3 separate regions of the Mus musculus genome follow, and all the other regions are linked to region 1. Evidence: chromatin loops called from intact Hi-C (ENCODE). Cell type or tissue: heart. All regions are shown on one strand.

The links. A loop is a pair of places that touch in the nucleus more often than their neighbours do. Peaks named below come from ENCODE experiments on the same cell type or tissue, not always from the same donor. Only the 100,000 strongest peaks of a DNase experiment are listed, where the experiment ranks them.
Region 2: it touches region 1 in a loop (5-fold over the local background); 5 of 42 quality-filtered maps call a loop at or near these places.
Region 3: a loop joins it to region 1, with 4 times the contacts of the local background. A loop is called at or near these places in 8 of 42 quality-filtered maps.

The regions. Positions count from the first base shown.
Region 1 is chr10:21,676,246-21,681,245 of GRCm38, forward strand. No RefSeq gene overlaps it. Among named protein-coding and RNA genes, the nearest start is that of Gm5420, 12 kb to the right of the region's middle. In heart, a CTCF peak has its summit at 2,672; a DNase peak (open chromatin) is centred at 2,946; H3K27ac peaks cover 1,069 bases.
Region 2 is chr10:21,542,938-21,547,937 of GRCm38, forward strand. No RefSeq gene overlaps it. Among named protein-coding and RNA genes, the nearest start is that of Gm33892, 26 kb to the right of the region's middle. In heart, no CTCF peak of the experiment used is centred here; a DNase peak (open chromatin) is centred at 2,724.
Region 3 is chr10:21,463,656-21,468,655 of GRCm38, forward strand. No RefSeq gene overlaps it. Among named protein-coding and RNA genes, the nearest start is that of Aldh8a1, 89 kb to the left of the region's middle. In heart, no CTCF peak of the experiment used is centred here; a DNase peak (open chromatin) is centred at 1,926; H3K4me3 peaks cover 430 bases; H3K27me3 peaks cover 259 bases.

The sequences.
Region 1 (5,000 bases):
TCAGGGGCCCATGCTGTAGGCATAGAAATCCTACTGAAAGCCTGCCAGTGTCTTCAGGCCACACTTTCGTGTTATCCTTGAGGACGAGGGTGTAACTGTTCGCTACAAGTAGTTAACACAGCTGTCACTCAACACATACCTTTTTGGGCTGAATTAAAATAAAATGAATTATGTTCTCTAAGAGTATAAACGGTCTGCCTTCCAGACATTTAGGTGGAACACACACACACACACACACACAGGCACAGAGGGAAGGAGGAAGGCAGAGAGAGGGGGAGACAGGGAGAGAGAAAGGAGTTACAATCAGGAATGAGAAATTTAAGTCAAAGGCAGGTCACCAGGAAGGACTGCTCTATCTAGGTTTGGGTAATCCTTTCACAGAGAATCTTCTACAAAGATTCAACAAAATTTTCCCAGAATTCAAGTGTTCTGTTAGTAACTCAGAAGAAAATTAGCCATTTCAAGAGACGCTTGGGTTCGTTTCATAAATTTTAGCTAGAACTCTGACTTCTTAGTACTTCTTTATTTCCTTCTTGGAAAGTTAACTACCTGGGTTGTAGTTTCTGTCACTGTCCTGCGTCAGTCCTAAGAGTGACGTTTGTTCTTTTGGGTTAGAACAAGTACACTGGATTCTAAGAAATATCTTCCAGGCTTTTCGAGTGTCACTGTCTGGTTCTAGATCAGGCCAGTACCCTTTGCATGAAGCACAAAGGGCTTAAGCCTCTGGTGTGGACGAACCCCAGCCCCCACACTCAGTGTTGAGATTGTTCATTGGACACTTAGGAGAATCTGAAGAGTCTTCTGTTTTAGTTTCAGACTCACTCTATAGACTTGGCTGCCCTTGAACTCACAGAGATCCTCCTGCCTCTGCCTTTCAAGTGCTGGGATTAATTGTGTGCACCACCATTTCTGGCCTGTCCACCTGTTTTAGATAGTAGACTGCTTGTTTGCTTGTTTGTCTTTGTCAACTGATGTAAGGTCAGGCCATAAGGATGAAGGAGCCTCAATTGAGAAAATGCTCCCATTACAGTGGCCTGTGGGCAAGTCTGTAGGATGTTTTCTTGATTGAACTATTGATGAAGGTAGACTCAACCCACTGTGAGCATGCCATATCAGGACAAGGAGTCCTGGGGTTTCTAAGAAAGCAAGCTGAGCAAGCCATGGGGACAGTTGAGCCAGTGGCTCTCCTGCCTGCGTGTCCTCCTGCGTGTCCTCAGCTTCCGTGCCTGACTCCAGGTTCCTCTCTTGAGTTCCTGCCCTGACTTTCCTTCGCGGCACACTGTAAGCTCTGAAATAAAGTTCCTGCCCAACTTACTTTTAGCAATAATAGAAGTCAAATTAGAACAGGCAGCCCATCTGAAAACATGGCCTGGATTAGGATCCTGGACTAGGGTTCTGATACTTGAGTTTTTTCCCGAGTTCTGCTAACAGCTCTAATTTGGGGTTCAATTAACCCTCTAACCTTGATTTCTCTACCAACCCCTTCTACTCCTGAAAGTGACAATGGTTACTGCACTTCCCCATTTAATTTGAGATCTGAGGGGGAAAAATGAGAGTGGGATAGGTAGAGAGATGACTCAGAGGTTAAAGGCACTTTAGCTGCTCTTCCAGAGAAACGGGCTTTGATTTCTAGCACCTTCGTAGCAGCCCACAGTCACTTTTGACCTCAGTTCCGGGGGATCCAGTGCCCTCTTTTGGCATCTACAGGCCTTTCACCCACATGGTGCACAGACACAGATATAGACAAAAATGCTCATGTGCGAACAATAAAAAATATGTTTGGCTTCTCTCTTCTTCCGTCATCTTGCACCCTGCCCCTGATTCGGCTTCTTGCGGTGTCTTCTCACAAGACTTTCAAAATCAAGTGATTCCTGGCCAAGAAACGAAAGCAACATTGTCCTGTTTCTCAATGGATTTGATGAAAACTGGTAACAAAATCAGATACAATTCCAAGAGAGGGCAGTGGGAGAGAAGGCAGCCGGGTCCATAAGGATTCACACAACGGCAAGACTGAGGGTTTATACTGAGTTGTGCTCATCGGGCAGTCCTACCAGATGGAGCTCAACATTTTTAACCTGGAGACTTGCTCATGTCTAAATTAGGGGTGTGGTTTGTCCAGTAATAAAATGTAGAACCTTTCAAAAATTATTTTTAAAGTATATATGCATGCAGAGTTAAAAGGTGCCCTGGATGTGGAAGACAGTGTTTATTCTGTCCACACGGGACATGAGCTGCTCCTCTCGCCTTGCGTTACAAGCTGGATGGCTCAGGTGACTTTGGCCAGACAGGAAGGAAACAGACGATGAAGAAAGAGGATTAAGCAAGAAGAATAGAAGTAGCAAATAGCGTTACCCATTTTCCTGTGTGCTAACTTGGAACAGTTCTTAATAAAAGAGAATCACTTTGTACCCAGAATGGTTTTCCTCCAGCATGAGAGAGGGTGGTTGAATCCTGAGGCCCGAATGAAGCAGCATCTCATGTATGTTTGACACTGGTCAGTTCCCTCTTCCAGTGGTAGCCCCTCAGTGGCTCACAGGGTCCATCCTGCTTTGACAAAGTTCTAGAAAGCAAATCCTAAGGACACTATTCAGTTCTGCCACTGTGCCCAGTGGCATTGTGCCCAAGGTTGCAGCTTGAGCAATGAATGATTTCCTGCTCCTAAGGTCACGCAGCAAGCTGTACAGCCCCAGGAGTCACCAGAGAGGCGTCGTCTTCCCCTGGTCCATCCCTGAGCCACAGTGTTGAAGGACTCAATTGTTTAGTTTATTTTCTTTTTATTGCACCTTCTAGGCACCAGACTCACTGGAGACATCCTGACACATAATGCCTTATCCAGCACAATGAGATGCCCTTTACCTAGTCTTATGAAGGTACTGCCTTCCCTCCAGAACAAACAACGGAAATGCATCAGGAGGGCTCAGCTGCAGACAGAATGCACCTCGAAGCAGGAGCCACTTGGGGATTCCTCGGATGAAAGCAGATTTCAATGAACATTGTGTTTCAAAGCTTGCTTCCTCTCACCCTGCAAGGACCACAGAAGGAACATCCCACTTGCGGCTGCTGACACAAAGGAATGCTGGGACTGGGAGATTTTATCCGACCTTCCTGTGCCGCAGTAACAGAGCTCCGGTTGTGTCTTATAAGAATGGCTCATTGTTTCTTGGGGACTACTGGCTCCTTTGGGTGGGATCTGATGGCATCTCTGGAGTTGGAGGTGGTAGGTGGTACCGGGAGACCAGCCAGCTACAGGCCCCACCTTGTCGGCTCCCTGGAAGCCACTTGGCATGGCTTTCCAGTGGTGGATGCTACATCACTTAAAATTTAAACACGATCTGTTTGCTTACTAGTGTCTTCAGCTATACAAGCCAGGGAAATAGAAGTGATATCCAGGGTAAATTTGTTGGCAGAAAGTGTTTTGTTTTGTTTTTTTTCTACCGCCCCTCCAGCTGTTTGATTATTGACAAAACTGAGAAGCCTCAGAAAGTGTTTTGAAAATAGAAATGTAAGGATTGAAATCCGTATCTGGAGGGTTTAGATGCCTATTTGTGAGTATTTTTAGCTTGCATGACATAACCTCAAAAATGCATATTTGTCCAGTGAGGATGAACTCCCAGTTTTAAACCACCACAATTATAATGAAGAATATAAATTGATAACATTGGGCTAGTTAAAGTGGGCCAATCTTAGATACCGTCTCCTTTTTCTCAGAAAGTTTTTGGTTGTCTATCAGTAAAGAAACCATGATGGTTACGTGGCTGGCTACGTGGAGGACAGGATTTATTCTCTTCCTTTTCTTCTCCCTGTTCCTCGAGGCCTGCCGACACTTGTGATACATGAGAATCCTAGCATTGTCAGTAACAGCACATGGTAAGGAGTAAGGGTAACAACCATGACTTCTCCACAAAAGGAAAGGTCACTTGTCTGCCTGTAACTTTGTCCAGGTTTACAGGATAACAATATCACCAAACACCTTCTTTGTTCTGAACATCCTTACTGAAATTTCCACATATTGACATTAGCTATGAATATATTTATCTCCCCTTAGTGAGCTATGGGCAATTCAAGAAGGAGAATCCTATTTCCATTCATCTTTCTATTTCCAGTGTCTAGAAAATATCATATCCCTAATGATTGGCTGGGTGGTTGGATGCCTGTGCTATAGCATCTAACATAGTAACCAGTGGGGATTCATGTATCTAGTGACTGGGTGGGTGGTTGAATGTCTGTGTTATATCGTCTAACATAGTAACCAGAAGGAATTTGACTCAGGCTCTCTATGTCCTCCTTGGCATAACTGCACATGTAAATCAGTGATGCTTGTATTGGTCTACCCTTAGATGCACAGAATCCAGAGATTTTTCAATATCACATTGTTTTGCTCCTTTGGTTACAGCTGAGATGAGGTACAATGAGAATCGCATATATAGTCACGTATCTAGGAAATATGCCACAGCTCTCTGTTAAAACTCTAGATCTTTGATTGGCAATCAAATGCTCCTTGCATTATGTTGCCTTCTTTGATTCTCCTTGTTGGAGACCCTGAGGAACAGGGCACCCTGAGGAACAATCTCTCTACTGGCTGATCTGGGCAGTGGGCGATCAATCCAGGCCAGAGAGAAACCAGTGAAAAGACAGGCTTGGGGCTTCAGCATTCACATGCTCGTGCTGTAAAGAAAACTAACAAGAATGCTATTCAGGCTGGAGCCATTCAGTGTCTCCCTCAGATATCCCACTCAGAACTTACTGGCTGAAGGCTGGGTTGCCTAGGTAACCTCTGGAGACAGCCATGCCTAGCTCTACTCCACTGGCGAGGGTTTCTGTTTGATGTGGAAAAATCAGGTCTTCAGAAGCCTTATCCAGAGAAGCATATTCCTGTCTACTTACCAGTGAGGCTGATCTAACGATTGCATCTCCAGATCTTCCTGCTACAAGGAAATGTTCCAAACATATCCCTTCTGATAACCTGGTTGCTTCTTAGAAATCAGTTTACATCAACATTT
Region 2 (5,000 bases), 130 kb before region 1:
GCAGTAGTGTGTTTCTTAAAACTCCATGCAACACTGTACATTTATTACATATGGCCTGACTCTGCTTTACATAGTAGGTTTATTGGATATTTATTGCATTACAGCATGACTCTGTGCTTTACATAGTAGGTATTACTTATTTAATCTTCACAGTAACTCCGTAAGAGTCATTATTAACTCTGGGTTCCATAGCATAGGTGGTGGTGGTGGTGGTATTATAGAAGTTAGGAAACACACGATATAGTATGTGAAGTTGAATTTAGAGATCCAGAGGTCTGGTCCAAACCAGGAATTCTGACCTCAACGAAAATGTGTCGAACTGAAAAGGAGTAACTCCAGAGTATAAAGTTATTTTTATGTAAGGTTCTACGCTTTACTGAAATGCCTTTCCTCCTCCTCTTGCTTTCCTCAACCTCTTCTTCCTTTTCCTCCTCTTCCTTCTCCTCTTCTTCCTCCTCTTCCTAGTCCTCTTCCTTCTCCTCCTCCCCCTTTATCATCATCTTTTTCTTTTTCTTCCTCCTCCTCTTCCTCTTCTTTTATAGACATCTCACACTGTTATACCAAGCTAAATCACAATCCTCCCTCATCCTCCAGAGGGTACAGGTTTATACCACCACACCTAGTGCTGTTACAAAAGTATTATAAAAGCCCATAATACAATCCAAAGTTTTAGAGAGGGGGTTATATTGTTATATAGCCCTGCACTAATATCTGTTGTAGGGGAGGATTTTTTTTTCCTCTACCCGAATCAGATCTTATGAAGCAAAGATTTGTATAATCTTTCACACTTGCCAACACTGCTGCACAATGCAGAGTGAATTACATGTTCTGCCACAGCCCTCTCTCCTCCACTCTCCCCCACCCACTGCTCTGCAGTCTTCAAAAACAGTCTACTTTTCTACCAGGGAAAGAAAAAGAGACTATTAGTTTGTGCTGGACAAAGTAAAGGAATTACTGAGCTAACTACAAGCTGGATACATGTAGAATCAATATAATTTTCCATTGGCTGGCTCAAAAATGTATTCAAATCATGTAGTTTTTGAAATGCTAACCATTGGGATTTAGTTCCTAATAGGAAGGTTTGGGGGATACTTTCCCTGATGAATATCCCCATTAGTGAATTTGAATAGCAAATTGCCTGTAATCATACACAGCAATCTTCATGTTTTATTCATGGTTCCAGAAGGGCATGTGTGTTTTGTCCCTCTACTGGGTAAGACCACAGAAAAGTAGACGAAAAGCAAGGTAGGGAGAAACAGCTGTGTCCTGTTAGTTGATAGACTCTTATTTTAGGATTTGCCTGTGAATTTTAATTCATTCTCAAGTACCCAGAACCCGACTTGGAGGTAGATTCTTGTTAAAAAACATGACAATGCTTAAGAATCATAGATTTTTGTATGAGTCCCTTGAAGCAATACATTAAATAAATGCACAGTGGCTATCTGGGGGAGTTCATGATTTAATTGAAACACATGGAGGCATGCAGAGTGACATTTCACTCACGTGCTGAGTGAGCTCCAGGTTCCTTGTCCAGGTAAACAGCCCATCTTTGTAACAGTAAGACTAGAGGTAGAGAGTAACACAGGCTTCCTACCAGAATAACAATGGCTCCTTCTGCATAGTACTCTCCTAGATGCTCAAATGTCATTTCTTGTTGTTTTCTTGACAAAGCTAGATCTTAATATCTCCACTTTATTCCTCAGGAGAACAAGAGGTATAGAGAATATTGGAACCTGTACAGAGAAGAGAATGTGATACGAGACTGGGGATTGGGGAGGGGGGGTCGCATTCAGAATCTTAGCCACACCACTGAGGGCCTCTGCGGACTGTAACAATCAGACTTACCCTCCTTATGCCCATCCTTGACAGACTGGGAAAAGGCCTCACAGGACTGCAAGAGCCAAAGGCAGGAAAGAACTTGAGAAGTTCACTTAAATTTTCAGGAAGCTGTGGCGTGCACCTTTGGAAACTGTACCCTGTGTTTAGGATGTCTTCTTCAGTTTCCCCTTTTCAACATTCAGTGGCTCAGGACGCTCATTTCTGGGTTTTGTTGCTACAGCCACAGGGTCCTGATCAAGACAGTAGCATTGTGACTAAAGGCTGAGCTCTGGGAGCAGCCTCACATTGACCTAAGTTATCTGTAGTTCTCAGGTGTAATAATGTAACTATGCATGTAGCACAGGCACGGTCCTGCTGTATTGGTGATGCCTGTTTGCTCTTAGGGTTTTTGGACACATGTTCGCCAGCCGCGTGAAACTGTCCATTCCAGTACAGAATTCTTATCACCCACAATGAGTGTTTACTGGTCTCCCTACTACAGATGCTCGGGCACTCAGGTGTATCTTCATGGTTTCACACACTCAACTGTGTTTTCCATAGAAAACACTGCAGGGACCTCCACCCACCCAAACACAATTTATATTTAGTTCTTAAGACAAGAACTTGCTTGATCAAGACTAAAATCAAAGGGAAGATGAGACTGGTGGAGCCTGGCCAGGGAGGAAGGAGCCGAAAAGTCCTGGTGGTGGAGAAACTGCAGAGAAACCTCTGACCCTGGAGCTCATGCAGAGAAGCAACAGCAACCTCGAGCTGACAGAGTTGTATTAGACTATAAATGCTTCCAAATATCTGTTGCCGGGAAGTGGATGACATGGTAAATTGCTCCACAGATTGACTACTCAATTCAGTGATTTCCTGAGTCAGGGGTTGCCAGAAAAGCAAGCCCTGGGATTGCTGTCTCCAGGCCTGCTTCCTCTGTTTCCTGCTGTAGGAAGGCCTGTTTCCTGCAGAGAGACGCCTGATTACAGAGCACTATTTTAGAAGGCTGCAGCCTAGGTGACCCGTCAGGATTTTTGTTTGATATTGATTTGAATAGTGTGGCAACCGTGGACATCACAGGAGTAGAGATTCTTTTAAAAAGTGTGAAGTGGTTCAAAAGCAAACACGATTAGGGATGGGAGGTGGACAGCTTTCATCTCAGCAATTTTGGAGCGTTGGGTTTTGTTTTGGGGAATGGCCCTCTTTTCATCACAGCACGGTGGGTTTTGTTTGGTTGGTTGGTTTTGTTACTGTTGTTGTTGTTGTTTTTAATCAGAACTGAATTTTGAACAATGAGGGTAATATTTGTCTGTGACCAGATCTGAACTAAAGCCTGCCTTTGAGAGGAAGCATCAAGAGGCTGGGGTAAGACGACCTTGAGCCACAGCAGGGGGTTCTGGAGGAAAAGCTGCTTTCATCTCAGTTCAGAACTGCTTTTCTATGCATTCTGGCAGCAATTCTTACCTCACAACCCAAATGAAATGAGAACAATTATCAAACGATGCCAGAAAAATAGCTAACTATCTGTATGAAAACACTACTAGAGTCTTCCTTGATGTCAAAGTCAAAAATTGATCAAGGTGAATGAAGTCATTGTACACACTAAAACAGCTGGAGAGAAACTGAAACAGAGTAAGTTGTTTGTTTGATCTTGCTATGGAAATGAGCTTTCTAAGAAAGAAAAAGGGAGCGTCAAGGGGAAGATTGCTACAATTGATAATGTAAAGAAAGAGCATGCAGACATCTACATGTCTATGAAAATGTCAATCAGTTTTCAATAAGCAGAATTGTTGAATACTTTTGGCAACACATATAACACTGTTACTGTCATTACAAGACAGACTCTTATAAACAGCAAATATATATATATATATATATATATGTATATATATATATATATATATATATATATATATATATTAGGTAAAAATACTTAACCGTTGAGAAATACAAGTGGCTAATAAGCAAACAGTTCAAGGTCATTCCTTGATAATTAAAGGAATGAAGAGGGAGCCAAGAGGATGTCAATTTTTCCCATCAAATCAAGAGAGGTAAAATATTGATATCCTGTGAGACACTGAAGGTAATACTGACAAGGATAAAGATAAATACAATTTTCTGAAGAGCAATTTAGTGTATTTACTTTCTTAAAAGTCTTAAAAGCATTGTCCTTCGATTCAGAGATTCTATTTCTTAGGTTACCCTAAAGGAAAATGATAGACATGCAGAATGAATTACATCCAACCAGAGTCACATGACATCATGTCTTGGTACTGGGAACACCACCAATGTTCAATACCAGGGACATAAATGATAGAGCCACATGACAACTTGTAATGCAATTGTTAGAAGGCATGTTTCTAAAAATGACAAATGGAATCCTGGAAATGTGGGTTTTTTTTTTTAAATAAAATAAAACAAGAAGAATATAAAGCAATGTGTTCTAAATACTGAAAGAGGAGGAAGGCATAGTCAAATAAGAAAAATAATGTATCTATTAAGAAAAGGACACATGGCCCACACCAGAAGTTAACGAAAGTTTGTGGTTTTTTTTCTGTTGGAGGATAGCGGATATTTTACATATCATCTTTATATAGTTTTCTGATTTCCAATTTTTTATAGGCAGAAAGAAAACTCACAATAATTGTTCCTTTATAGATTGTTAGTGTTGCTGTTGTCATCATTTGGAGCACACAGAACGCGAAGCTGCTGCGGTAGAAGACAAGTGTTTGGAGCGGCGTCTGCCGATTGAAACACAGGCCGTATTTGTTCTTTCTAATTGGGGCACTAGAAAGCACTCTGCGAAGTTGGCCAGGATTTTATCAGTTGCCTCTCTGAAATAGTACCTTTAGCTTGTTACAACCCTCAGCAAAACAAACGGCTGCTTTCACGGAATCACGTGGAGATTGGAATAGGGTCCTCTAGGATTTGTTCTTCACTACAGGAGTTCTTGGTTAATCTGACTCACCTGTGTCTCACATCTGGGTGGATACCCCATCCACACTTCCTGAGCATCAGTCCGGAAGTGGGTTTTTACTTTTTGATTTGTTGTTGTTTGTCTTCATTGACATGGGCGCTAAGAACAGAGGCAGATGGAGAGCGTGTCCTGGAGAGTGGGTGGCTCAGCACACCAGGGCCATGGTTCCATGACGTCATCAAGCAGAGTCGGCTTATTCCAGCTT
Region 3 (5,000 bases), 210 kb before region 1:
AAATTTACATTAATTCTTCAGTTAGGATCTAAAATAATGAGCTTCATGATGACCTTGCCATATATAACTGCAGCTGTACTGAGCTCCTCTTACAAATACATTTTAACATTGCCTGTTGACTATCTTTACCTCCGACACTAATGGGGCTAACACTTTTATGAAGCCAGCAGAGTCAGAACTTTCCAGAAGCTCATATACAGCTATGCTCCTCTGATGTTTTAAGTGATCTCTTGCTTTCAGCCCACAATGGCTTGCTTCCTTTTATTTTTGGAAATCATCTACTTTGGAAATATTTATATTTCTTATATTTATATTTTAAGAGTAGCATCTATTAAATAGTTATTTCACTTAGAAATCAGACTCATTCTGTTTGGGGATGATATAATTACAATAGACAATGTGGATATGCAAATGTATTTTCAGCAGATAAGTAAGGACAAAACTGAATGACCATAGGGAGTTTCTGGCTTGAAATTAATTTATTCTCCTAAAAATATTTCTTGTTTTACTTAACTGTTCTTTATTAGAACACAATAGACCCAATGTAGACAAAGTCTCACCCCAATCCTGACAAACAACTCATCTTCAGGGGTCCTGTTTTTCTAGCTATTAAATGAAGGGACCATTTTGTGGAGGAAATAGTTCTAAATGGTTAGGGTGAGTAAAGTATTGTGTTTTCTGGAGTCTTGCATGCAGTTGTTTTGCCGTGGTACATAATTTGGTGGAATCTAATTGTATACTGAGGCCAAGTTCTTCTGAATAGCATCTCAGCATCTTCCTACTGTGGTTTTAAATTGCTTTTCTGTCTCATTTCCCTCCTGGCTTCCTCCTGGGCTCTTGCTTCTTTCTCAGTGTTGCTAAAATGTCTTCTCTTGGGGAGATAGAAACAATGTCTACCCTTCCCACAGAGGTCCAAAGGACAAAGGGAGGCATGGATCCACCAAATATTGACTCTGGGGCAATCTGTGAATTTATTAGGCTTACTGACAGAGCAATGGAGTTTGGAGACAGGATCATGTACAGCCTTAAAGCCACCACACTGGAATATCTGTATCCAACATGAATGGTAACTGCCCCTTTGGCTATAGGTGGGACCCCTCCCCAGTCCTTTCCAGTCTATAAACGCCAAGCTCTTCTTTGATGTCATGTGCAATTAGGGCAGACTAGCATACGCCTAATTGGAAGGAGTTGCTGGATACCCAGGTGATGGTCCTGTGACCCTCCCTGACCATCCTTCTATGAGGGACGGGGAAGAGTCAACAAGCCCAGCTGTGGAGATCCTTTGTAAGTTTATACAGGTGAACTTCATGAAGATGGTGGCAGATTGGCTCTGTGGATGCTCTCAGTGAACTCTTGACTCTGGGCTTCCTCCTCCCCATCACCCTGAGATGCTGCACATACTTAAAAAAAGAAAAATAACATCAACAACATATTTTGTTTTGTTTTCCTATCTCCAAAGTTAGGGTCCTGATGTGGGAACAGGTCTGGCCTCTCAAACACAGTGAAAGCAGCAAACACCTGAGAACAAGAAAGATGAGCTAACAAATAAACTTGACCAAGACACAGCTACATGCTTGTTTGCAGCACCGCCCCGGGCAATGTCCGGAATTGAAGCAAGATGCACACAGAGATCGATAGCAAAATGGACACGGCCCTTGAAGCAGATAGTTGCCGAGTCGACCCTGGAAAGTAGCATAAGAGGCTGGGAAACGTGTTAGGCAACGCGTTTTGGATGGCAACCCACTTGAGCTTTGGAGAGCCCGCGAAGATAAAACATTCTGAAATATTAGTTGTCTTGGGAAATTGGGGTACAGAAAAGAGAGCGCTTTTGTATCACAAGATGGCTTGGAAACGGATAGATCGCCACTAGGTGACGCTGTTTCTTCATCTGTGAATCTTTCTTGTCGCATCTCCAACCCCACTCCCGACAGCCTGCAGCTTGGGTCAGTGCTGTCTAAGGTCGCTGCTTGGGATCCATCTTTGCCCTGCCGTGGCTGGAGCAAGGCCAGAATGAAAGACACCTTAGTTTCCCTTGGATTCCTCCGTTGTAAAACACGGGGTCCTGCAATTGGTGATTCTGAAACACTTCTCCATTTACTTTTCTTATATGCATCTATAACTTTAAAATGCTAAGGCTGGGCACGTTCTGCCTTTTTATATAAGCAAACAAGCAGACACTTGCACACAAGTGCCACTCCTCAACCAAATCTCAGTTAGATAATTAGACTGAAAACACACTGGGCAAGGATCGGATGAACACTGGCACACCTGTATGCACTGGCATGTTCTTGAGCTTCCTACACAGTTCCCATGTAAGACCTCAGTTATGTGCTCAGCGAGGGTAGAGCTATGGAGAGTCTTAGAGGTTTCACAGACCGTTCACCAGAGGGAAAAGCTGTTCTGCAACCATACCTCTTTAGTTCTAGAACTTTCTTCTTGGCTCTGGGTCAGCTGGACCCTGGGCTTCCTTGTGTGAGTTATGGAATTTCACACAGGAGTTCTGCTTGCTTAAACCTCTTGTGATCACTGATGGACACGGACACCTAGCTCCGGTGTGAGCTGTTTCCTGCCTTCATCTCTAGCAGAGATCCAAGAAGGGTGGCTTGCTCCAGATGTTTTCCATCCTGTGGTTGTTATGCCAAGGCAAGAATACAGCAGTGGGGCCAATCATGTTGCTGCGTACATTTCTGGGCCAGCGTTCCTTGTCTCTTCTTGATGCTAGTCATTAATGGAGCCTGGATCTGTTCAGTGCAGACAGGCTGTTTTCCCTTGGCCAGCTGGAAGGTTGATTGTCTGCTCTGTCTTACAGGATTTGTAAGAACCAGATGCCCCTTGTAAACAAGATTGCCCACCCGTAGCCTACCATGAAAATGCCACCTCAATAGGAGGAGAGACTTGGAGAAATCTAAAGAAATTTGGCAACATGAATCTGGGATGGGGTAGAGAAAATTTGAAAGCACAGATATTTAAGTCTACTACTTTGCAATCCTGGTTCGTGGTTTTTTTTTTTTTTTCCATTTAAGTGATGTTGGATTTCAACTTTGTCTTTTCTTCATCTAATGTAATGGTAAAAGTTTTATTTTTAATAAATATTAAAGTTCCCATTCTTTAAGAAGATAAAAATAGCAATAATCTCCAAATGCACCAGCCCCCCACTCCTCTCCCCTCTGCCCCCTGCCTCTCTCCCCTCTGCCCCCACCCCTTTCCCCTCTGCCCCCACCCCTCTCCCCTCTGCCCCCACCCCTCTCCCCTCTGCCCCCCCCCCGCCTCTCTCCCTTCTGCCCCCACCCCTCTCCCCTCTGCCCCTATCCCTCTCCCCTCTGCCCCCACCCCTGTCCCCTTTGCCCCCTGCCTCTCTCCCCTTTGCCCCCACCCCTCTCCCCTCTGCCCCCTGCCTCTCTCCCCTCTGCCCCCATCCCTCTCCCCTCTGCCCCTCTCCTCTCTGTCCCCTGCCTCTCTCCCCTCTGCCCCCATCCCTCTCCCCTCTGCCCCTCTCCTCTCTGCCCCCTGCCTCTCTCCCCTCTGCCCCCACCCCTCTCCCTCTGCCCCCACCCCTCTCTCCTCTGCCCCTCTCCTCTCTCCCCTCTGCCCCCACCCCTCTCCCTCTGCCCCCACCCCTCTCTCCTCTGCCCCTCTCCTCTCTGCCCCTTGCCCCTCTCCCCTCTGCCCCCACCCCTCTCCCTCTGCCCCCACCCCTCTCTCCTCTGCCCCTCTCCTCTTTGCCCCCTGCCTCTCTCCCCTCTGCCCCCACCCTTCTCCCTCTGCCCCCACCCCTCTCTCCTCTGCCCCTCTCCTCTCTGCCCCCTGCCTCTCTCCCCTCTGCCCCCACCCCTCTCTCCTCTGCCCCACCCCTCTCCCCTGTACCGATGGCCCAGCATCTCTCTCACTAGCTCAGTTCAGCTCCAGTGTTCACAGCTAACAAGGTTTCATTAATGTGGAATGGGAATTTGGCCTTTGCTTCCAAACAAGGCGCTGAGCTGGTGCAGCCTCAGCAGGGGAGAGCTTTCCCTTTCTTCATCTCTGTGCTTCCCTGGTGTGTAATCTTGTCTTCTGAAATAGTTGTAATCAGAACAAATTACCTCAAGAGCGGGAATGAAAAGATCTCACAGCCTTTGTGGGTATTTTGGTTTTTTTTTTTTTTTTTTTTTTTTTTTTTTTTAGTTTTCTTTAACAGCTGGCACCTTCCCTCAGTAATTGAAAATGATCCAGGAAATTTGTGTGTCCTTGGTAACATTTCTCTTGAGCATGTGAGCTGGGCTTTTAAGGTGACAGCCTTGTTTCAGCTGGTGCAGGGGGACCTGGGGAGAAGAGAAACCTGTCTCCTGGCCTGGTCCCCTTCCCTTAAGGGGAACAGAATAAAAAAGTTTTAAACAATTGGCTGTTGGGGCCTGGGGAAAGAGCCACGGGTTTATGAATCTAGACCCAAATCTTATGAGCCACAAGACAGGTTGATTTCCGAGAGATGGTGTCCTAGTTAGGTCTTATTTTGTTTTATTTTTTTTTTTTGTCAACTTGGCACAAGCTACAGTTATCTGGTAAGAGGAACCTCAGTGGAGAATCCACCTCCATCAGATTGCCTTTAGGCAAGTCTGAAGACATTTTCTTGGTTAATTGTTAACATGTGCAGCATAACCCTGGACAGGTGGTCCTGAGTTGTTTAAGAAATCAAGCTGGACAGACAAGCCATGGAAAGCAAGCCAGTAAGCACCACCATGGTCTCTGCTTCGGTTTCTGCCTCCAGGTTCCCGCCCTGCCTGAGTTCCTGTCCTGACTTCCCACAGTAATGAACAGTAATTGGGTCGCGTACGTCGAACCCTTCACAGTTGTTTTTGGTCACAGTTTTTATCACAGTAACAAACAGCGAAGACAAAGGGAGAAGCTGTTTGAGTTCACTGCTGTTCAGTGGGTGTCGGTCCCTTGGGAAAGGAGACTGAAGGATCAGCGTAGGAGTTTACGATGCCCCTGGGACATGCTTAGAGGAAACACCTGGCAGTTCAGGT